Regions from separate parts of the Homo sapiens genome. Here region 2 is linked to region 1. Evidence: read pairs that join two places in POLR2A ChIA-PET (ENCODE). Cell type or tissue: PC-3. All regions are shown on one strand. Links, peaks and the distances in the headings refer to the core of each region. The heading gives the core; the rest is flanking DNA.

What was found. Peaks named below come from ENCODE experiments on the same cell type or tissue, not always from the same donor. Only the 100,000 strongest peaks of a DNase experiment are listed, where the experiment ranks them.
Region 2: POLR2A ChIA-PET joins it to region 1 with 7 read pairs; 3 of 35 experiments call an interaction of 5 or more read pairs at or near these places.

Annotation. Positions count from the first base shown.
Region 1 is chr18:2,901,486-2,905,878 of GRCh38, forward strand. The region is part of intron 4 of EMILIN2 (elastin microfibril interfacer 2); the gene reads left to right. Among named protein-coding and RNA genes, the nearest start is that of EMILIN2, 57 kb to the left of the region's middle. In PC-3, for the core only: no CTCF peak of the experiment used is centred there; a DNase peak (open chromatin) is centred at 1,696; H3K4me3 peaks cover 163 bases.
Region 2 is chr18:3,006,741-3,011,133 of GRCh38, forward strand. All of the region lies in intron 1 of LPIN2 (lipin 2), which reads right to left. Among named protein-coding and RNA genes, the nearest start is that of LPIN2, 4.2 kb to the right of the region's middle. In PC-3, for the core only: no CTCF peak of the experiment used is centred there; a DNase peak (open chromatin) is centred at 1,981.

The DNA of each region.
Region 1 (4,393 bases), core at 171-4,170:
TTAATAGGAGCTTTCGAGGAGAGGGAATGGCCTTTAATCCCTACACGTCAGGTTCACCCATGGTGAGGCTGTGACCCTACCCGACCCGTGCGGAGTGTCAGGCAGGCCTGGTGCAGTGTGGCTGGTCTGTCCCTATCATTCCTCAGGAGTTAAAACACATGAGGAGCAACCTTGGCTCTTATGAAGAATTCATTTCAAATGGTCTGTTCTTGAATTAGAAACACATGTTCAGTTCAGAAAGCAGTCGGCTGCTGGAGAGGTCTCTTTCCAGAATGAGCAGAGTGCTATCCAGCCTTTGTTAGGACTTGGTCATAAATGTGTGCGTTCGGCACCCCACGTGATGCTGTGGACTAAGCCAGAGCTAGGAGAGGCCAGGGCTGGGGGCACCCATCCCAGTGAGACGTCGCTTTTTCATGACTGTCTCTGCTATGATGTGGCGGGCTGCTTTGGAGCCTTCAGCCATCCACGGCACTCATGCACGGACTCCCCAAGGAGATCCACTGAGGATATCTGGCTCAAGGAATATCTTAGTTCATTCTTTTTCCTCTGCCTTCCACTAGTGTAACAAGTCTGGGTGTTGAGGGTGTAATGGATATATTAAAATGGATTATAGTAAAAGACAGAATGATCACTGTCCTATAGGTATCAGAACTGCCTTGTTAGGACCCCAGAATGGCAATTATTTTTGGCAAAATTAGGGTTCCCAACTTAATGGCTGGCAGGAATTAGGGTGCATGGCCCATAGCGCCTGTCATAGATAGGTTGAGCCTTCTTTTATTCACCCAATACTTAAATTGTTCAATGTCAGTTACCAGGCCTTGTGCTAGGCCCTGGGGATGGCAGAGAATTAAGATGCTCAAGTACTCATCAGTCAGCCAGAGAGGAAAGGTCTGAACCACAGAAAGAGCCCCCAGAGGTTCATGTTGTTTCCTGGTGCAGAGGCAGGACTGTTCAAGCCTGCTGGGCCAATCCAAGAAGGCTTCATGGAAGAGGTGGTTTTGAACTGCGACTTCAGGAGTGGGTGCCGTTTGTCTCAGTGAGGGTGCTGGAAGAGGCCATTTCAGGGGTGCACATGGTAAAGGCACGAAGCCAGGGAAGTCACATGAGAGCTGGGTACCAGTGAGCATACTGATGGCAGCCAAAGGAGGCGGGGGACTCAGAACGTCAGGCCGGAGAGAGTCAGTTTGATTTTTACGAGAAGTGGAGAACAATGGAAGATTTTTGAGCAAAAAATAATATGATTAGAATGCTTTCTAAGAGCATTCTGGAAAAGGTGTGAATGAAGGATCCAAGCAATATTTCCAAATTAGAATCAGCTGGGCTTAGCAACAAATTTGTGTGTGAAGGAGCAGGAGGGGGAGACCAAAGGAGAAGGAAGAGTGAAACAGGACTCTGTGCCTGGATGAGGGAGAACAAGGGCGGATTTCAGAGGAAAAGGGTGATTTGACGGGTTGGTGAGGACAGGGGAGAAAATAAGGGCCAGTTTGGGTGGCCTGTGCTTTGCCATTTTAAGATGCTTTGCTGACTAACTTATCGAGGGTTGAAGGACAGAGGAAAATTCTGTTTTCCCCTGAGTTTTAGATAGAGAGACATACGCTTGGGCTAAAAGGAAGAAACTAGTGGGGAGGAAGGAAAGAGAGGTTGAGAAGAGAGAGGAGTGATGTCAGATGGAGCTGATCCAAGAAGAGGAGGGAGGGTGGGGCTGGGGCTCAGGCAGAGGCGTGTGCCCTGGGAGGCAGGCCAGCTTCTGAGCCAGGGAGACGGTGTCCAGAGAGGAGGAAAGAAAAGAAAGATGAGGAGTCAACTCAAGTGTGCTTGGATTAGAGGGGAAAGGGCAGAAACAGGCCGTCAGTGTCTTCTACAATTATATTTTATAAAAATAAGTAAAATAACACTAAGAAGCTCATAATGAAAACCAGCTCCCCTGTTCCCTTCCCCATCCTTCTTCCCACGCCCCAGAGGCAGCCACATGTAAATCTTCCAGCTGTTTCTTTTCTTTGGTACTTACCTCCGTATTTCTAAATTGATTTATCAGCTTTAGACATTGTATATTGACCCCCCCTTCCTCCCAATTCCCAACAGAGTTATCCTACAGTCAATATGCAACATCTATGCTATGCTGAGCTCAATAGCTCTCTAAGGTTGTGTTGCTTTCCTTTTTACTTTTCTCTTAATTGGTAGTAGTGTTGCTTATATCCTATGTATCTATTTTGGAGTCTTCCTACCCTTCAACAGCCTCTTAATACAATTTTCTACATCATAAAAAGTATCAGATCATTTGTCAGTTCCATTTTTTTTAAAAATTGACCTCCCTCCTGGAATTCTTGCTCTTTCTGATCTAACCTGGACTGGTTATTTTCTAGACTTTTGCAATAAGGCTTTCAATCTGAGCCTGCCTTCACTACTATCCTAGAAAAGTCTTTAGCCTCTCTCCCCTTTCTTTTACTCTCTGTTGCTTTTTCATGGTTTACTCCCTTGTTTCAGTAGTGCACATTTCCCAATACCTTTTTAAGAAAGGGTGCGTGAGAGATGGCATTTTATAATTTTTTAAATATTGCCTGTCTAAAAATATCTTTATTCTACTCTTGTAATTGATGGGTATTTTTGCTGGGTACAGATTTCAAGGTTGACAATTACATTCTAGCATTGTTTGATGACATTGTTCCCTTCTCTTCTAGTTTCCAATACTGTTGAGAAGCCTGGTGATGCCTTCCTGATTTGCAGTCACTTTTTATATTTTTTCCCTTGAAAGTTTGTAATATCTCCTTTTTATCTTCAGTGTTCTGAATGTGGCTTGGTTTATTCCTCTTATTCAGTAATTGTGCTGGCATCTTTCATTTTCTTCAGTTCTGGGAAGTTGTGTGTTTATTTGATAATTCTCTCCTTACCATCCCATTACCCCTACATACCAGTTTTTCTGATTTCTTTTTTTCTGGAAGGACTTCCTAGGTTGACCCTTTAATTTTCTTATGATTTCCTTCCTATTGATCATCATTTCGTCATCATGTTCTACCTTCTGAAAGATTTCCTTGATTTTTATCTACCAACCCTTTCATGGAAATCTCTGGTTTTGGCAAGTGCCTTTTTAATCAGCAAAGGCTCACCCTTATTCTCTGACTATCCCTTTTGTATAGCAATCAATTCTTGCATCTTGGATGCAGTATCTTCTACTTCTCTGAGGGTAGGATGTGTTTATTTTCTTGCACTGTGTCTGTCTCTTTAGAGTTCCTTTTCTTTAGTTGGTGTGGCTTGCTTTGGTCCCTGTCGTTCACACAGGCGGCTTTCCTCATATGTCAGGTGATTTTGACTTTGGTTCACATTTAATGGGGAGACACTAGATAGAGTTTCACGACTGTGGGCATCATAGGGTCAATTTGAAGAATCCTCCTATATCCAGCTAGAGGTATAAGCAAGTGGCTGGGAGCTTAGCAGAGGATGGGGACTGTGAGCCTCCTTATTCAGGGAGCAGACTTTCGCTTAGTGTTTTTAGACTGGTATCTTACTCCTATCTTCCACTGTAGCTGGTATCTGCATGTTTTTCAATCCCTCTGCCTCAGTTTCTCTGTCTAACCCAGCCTTTCTCAACCAGGGTTCTAAAGAGATGTAAATCCTGATGCCATTCTATTGTATGGCGTGAACTAACTTCTCTGTATCTAGAATGGAATTAGCTCTGTATCATCCTCAGGGAAAACTGAGAGAGTAATCACTCAAATTGTTTTCTCTTGGGCTTCTCTCATGGAACATTGGTCAGGAAAGGCTGTTGGAGAAACTGCCTCTCTCAGGGTGTTCTGGCAACCTGCCTCTGTGGGTGGGGCGGGGGGGGGGCATGTATTTGATCTGCCATATTTATCTTAGTTTTATTTTTTTAATTTTTAGTTGTTATGTGTACAGAGTAGATATATATATATATGGGGTACATGAGGTATTTTGATACAGGCATGCAGTGTATAATAATCGGGGTAATAGGGTATCTATTACCCAAAGCATGTGCCATTTCTTTACAGACATTCCAATTCTACTCTTTTATTTAAAAATGTGCAAAAGATAATTGCTGACTGCAGTCACCCTGTTGTGCTATCAGATACTAGATCTTATTAACTCTGTCTAACTATATTTTTGAACCCATCAACCACCTCCACTGCCCTTCTCCCCAGCTTAGTGAGGCTGGAGTGCAGCGGGCGATCTCGGCTCCCTGCAACCTCCACCTCCTGGGTTCAAGTGATTCTCCTGCCTCAGCCTCCCGAGTAGCTGGGATTACAGGTGCGCTCCACTACCCCGGGCTAATTTTTGTTTTTTTGTTTTTTTTTTTTGGATATTTGGAAGAGATGAGGTTTCGCCATCTTGGTCAGGCTGGTCTCGAATTTGGGGGCTCAAGTGATCCGGCCGCGTCGGC
Region 2 (4,393 bases), core at 111-4,110, 110 kb after region 1:
GCAGGAGAATGGCATGAACCCGGGAGGCGGAGCTTGCAGTGAGCAGAGATCGCGCCGCTGCACTCCAGCCTGGGCGACAGAACGAGACTCTGTCTCAAAAAAAAAAAAAAGTAGCCAAGCATGGTGGCGCAGGCCTGTAGTCCCAGCTACTGGGGAGGCTGAGGTAGGAGGATTGCTTGGGCTGGGGAGGTCAAGGCTGCAGTGAGCTGAGATAGCCCCACTGCACTCCAGCCTCAGTGACAAAGTGAGACCTTGTCTCTTTAAAAAAAAAAAAACAGCATTTGTTTAACATTTTAAATAACAAAAACAAAGCTTTATCTCTCTCTCAAGTAGTATTTCTCTAAATAACTCTTATTCTCGAATAGTTCATATGTAAATTGACATTACAGCTATGTCAAATAGGTACCTATTATATTTAGTTAGTTATTTATTTTTATTTATCTTTTTTGAGATGGAGTCTTGCTCTGTCGCCCAGGGCTGTAGTGCAGTGGTGCTATCTTGGCTCACTGCAAGCTCCGCCTCCCAGGTTCATGCCATTCCCCTGCCTCAGCCTCCAGAGTAGCTGGGACTACAGGTGCCCCCCACCACGTCTGGCTAATTTTTTGTATTTTTAGTAGAGACGGGGTTTCACTGTGTTAGCCAGGATGGTCTCGATCTCCTGACCTCGTGATCCGCCCGCCTGGGCCTCCCAAAGTGCTGGGATTACAGGCGTAAGCCACCACACCTATCCAGGTACCTATTATTAATTTTAAAAAATACTGTTAAAAGAGTTTAAAGAAATGTAATATGTGGACAGACGTCTCTCAGTGTTTACAAAGAAAAAAATAACACAGCCTCCTAAAACAAACAAAAGATATATTATATCCCCTATAATGCTTCAACTAAGCCCAAACATTCCTTAACTTATGTTGGCTCATAAGAAAAGCACATTGTTTTACAAACACCACAAGTTTATAGACTCAACTGTGAGGAAAAATATCCATAACAATTCAAGCAGCTCCAAATCAGAGCTTCTAATTCATATTAACGATCTGATGGTTTTGCTGGCACATACCGGAGGGCAATTCAAAACATATAATCAAATGATCAGATGACCTTATATTGAATAAATTATTTCCAAATACTTTTTAAGAGCTGTTTGCATTCTGGACACCTCCCTTTCCGAATAAGTTTAAAGCCATGTCTCCAGTGCAGCTGAACATACCTATCTTGCCAGGAACCATAAATGTCATATCATAATGCACTGAATAGATGAGGACGATCTTGGTCAGCATACAATTCTACTGTTTAGTCAGGGGTATATAAAACGTCTTCTAGGCAAACTGCAATCCCATACTAACCAATGAACTTTTTGTTTATAATTATGATTCCTTTTATAAAAAGAGACCATCTTATTTTAAATTTAAAAACGGATGCTTAGGCTGGGCACAGTGGCTCACACCTGTAATCCCAACACTTTCGGAGGCCAAGGTGGGTGGATCACTTGAGTCCAGGAGTTCGAGACCAGCCTGGGCAACATGATGATACCTTGTCCTACAGAAAAGTACAAAAATTAGCTGGGCACGGTGGCACCTCCCTGTGGTCCCAGCTACTCGGGAGTCCGAGGTGGGAGGATCGCTTGAGCCCTAGAAGCGGAGGCTGCAGTGAGCCGAGATTGCACCACTGCACTCCAGCCTGGGTGACCAAGTGAGACCTTGTCTCAAATAAAATAGAAGTTTAAATCAATATTCTAAGGTCATTTATCCCTTTCATTTTATTTCAGAAATAGGTAAATGCAGAAATTCAATCTGTCACTAACAAAGTTACTTTGTACCATATATTTTTTGCGGAGTAAAATTACCAGTTCCAACTTTAAAGTTTCCGAAGGATGCTTTCCCCATCTTTAGCTCCTCCCTTCATCTAATACAGCTTAGTCATAACCACCAAAGCCAAATAATTTTTAAACCTAGATCCTTCCTTCCTTCCCTCCTTCCCACTTACTCATGTATTTATTTATTCAGACTCAGGGTTCTACTGTGTCATCCAGCAGTGGCGTGAACATGGCTCACTGCAGCCTCAACTCCTTGGCTGAAGCCATCCTCTGACCTTAGCCTCCTGAGCAGCTGGGATCACACAGGTGCCCGCACTACCACAGCTGTGTTTTTTTTTTTTTTTTTTTGGAGAGACAGGGTCTTGCCATGTTGTCCAGGCTGGTCTCAAACTCCAGGGCTCAGGCCTCATACCCACTTTAAAATCAACACATCTGTCCGGGTGCGGTGGCTCACGCCTGTAATCCCAGCACTTTAGGAGGCGAAAGCAGGAGGCTCACTTGACCCCAGGAGTCTGAGACCAGCCTGCGCAACACAGGGAGACTTCTCTCTTTCAAAAGAATTGTTTCGGCCAGGCGCGGTGGCTCACGTCTGTAATCCCAGCACTTTGGGAGGCCAAGGCAGGAGGATCACGAGGTCAGGAGATCAACACTATTCTGGCTAACACAGTGAAACCCTGTCTCTCCTAAAAATACAAAAAATTAGCCAGGTGTGGTGGCACGTGCCTGTAGTCCCAGCTACTCAGGAGGCTGAGGCAGGAGAATTGCTTGAACCTGGGAGGCGGAGGTTGCAGTCAGCCGAGATCATGACACTGCACTCCAGCCTGGGTTACAAACAAAAAAACACTAGTAAAATTCTAAATTCAAAGATTATAAAAATAAGTACCATTTTTTGTTTGTTTGTTTTTTGAGACAGAGTCTCGCTCTGTCACCCAGGCTGGAGTGCAGTGACACAATCTCGGCTCACTGCAACTTCTGCCTCCCAGGTTCAAATGATTCTCCTGCCTCAGCCTCCAGAGTAGCTGGGTCTACAGGCATGCATAACCACACCTGGCTAATTCTTTTGTATTTTTAGTAGAGACAGGGTTTCACCACGTTGGCCAGGCTGGTCTCGAATTCCTGACCTCAGGTGATCCGCCCGCCTCGGCCTCCCAAAGTGCTGGGATTACAGGCGTGAACCACCGCACCCAGCCTTCTTCCTCATTTCTTGTTAACAATTTTAACATAAACTGACAAACCTGATCACCGAAATACAACATTCAAAGGCTTTAGCAGAAAAAGACTGAATTGCAGTCAGTGAATCAAATTAGTAAAAATGTTTACTTTATCATCATTTTAATCCTGAAAGTGACATTAAGAGTTTTATCTTGTATTAAAACACAGTTTACCTCCCAACAGATTTTTTTTTCTTCTCCTTCCTTTCTGACTGAGAAGTTGAGCAGAGACAGATGCCCAACCCCAGCTTCCACCAGCTTCCTGCTGAAAATCAAGAGCAAGGCAGCCCACCAAGTGGCCCCGGCAGGATTCTGGCCATTCCCCACTACACATGGGTTGCCACTGACTGCTTCATTTGGACCCCAGGGTGAGCAACTCCCTCACGCTTGTCTTGAAACACACATGTAATAAGCGTTTAGTGTTAGTAATAGTGTGTTACTAAAATGAAGATTCAAGCTGACAGCAGGGGAGGTGGATTCCAAAAATCACAGTTAATTACCAAAGCCGCTAAGCCAAGTTATTCAAATGTCTTATTACCAAGGTATAGCCATAAAACTTACTGCTCCAGGCTATAATACCTTCAAACTCTTCAAGTTTTAAAGACACATTATACATAGGATTCTGCCAACTGGAGGCTATCTACCAACTTGTGAGTTGTTTCATCATGAAGGAGGCAAATGGTAGGTCACGAGACTCTGGGTCTCATTGAGAAGTATAAAAACTTACCAAGCAGTGAAGGGTATTGGAGAGAGAAAAACAGGATTTTAAAATGAAGATTCCAAACCACTGCCTACCAATCTGGCACGGCAAGTCGGGCAAATACACACTCAACGACAGTCACTGGGGTCGGAGTAAAAAGAAATGGATTTAAATTAAAGATGGAAAGACTTAAATCAGACTTAAAGAAAAGCCTCTTGATGTAAATTGCTAAGCACCTACGGGAGATAACCAAATCTACCTGTTACCACTAATCTATCAACTAACAAGACAAAGCCTCCAGCTAGGCGTTACTGTGCTGATATATATTAGGAAATAAGTACCCAAGGCATAGAAAAATCGCTGACACAGAGAACCAAGCCATAATGTAATATTAATAAAAGTAAACATTTGACCCTTTACCACCTCTAACACGTGGCACCACCAGGAATATTCATCCATGCCTCACCATTCAGGGAAGGTAAGTGAGCTCACTCAGGAAGTGCCACCGTCTTCCAGGTCACTGGTAAGGACAAACTGCCTGCTGCGTCTACCTTCATTCAACAGACCTCGACCGAATCGCATCCCAAAGCCGGCTATGTGCTTGGAACTTACTGAGCAGCTATGGAGTTTGGCTTTCAGGAACTCTGGGTCCAGTCCTTAAAACCAAAAGTG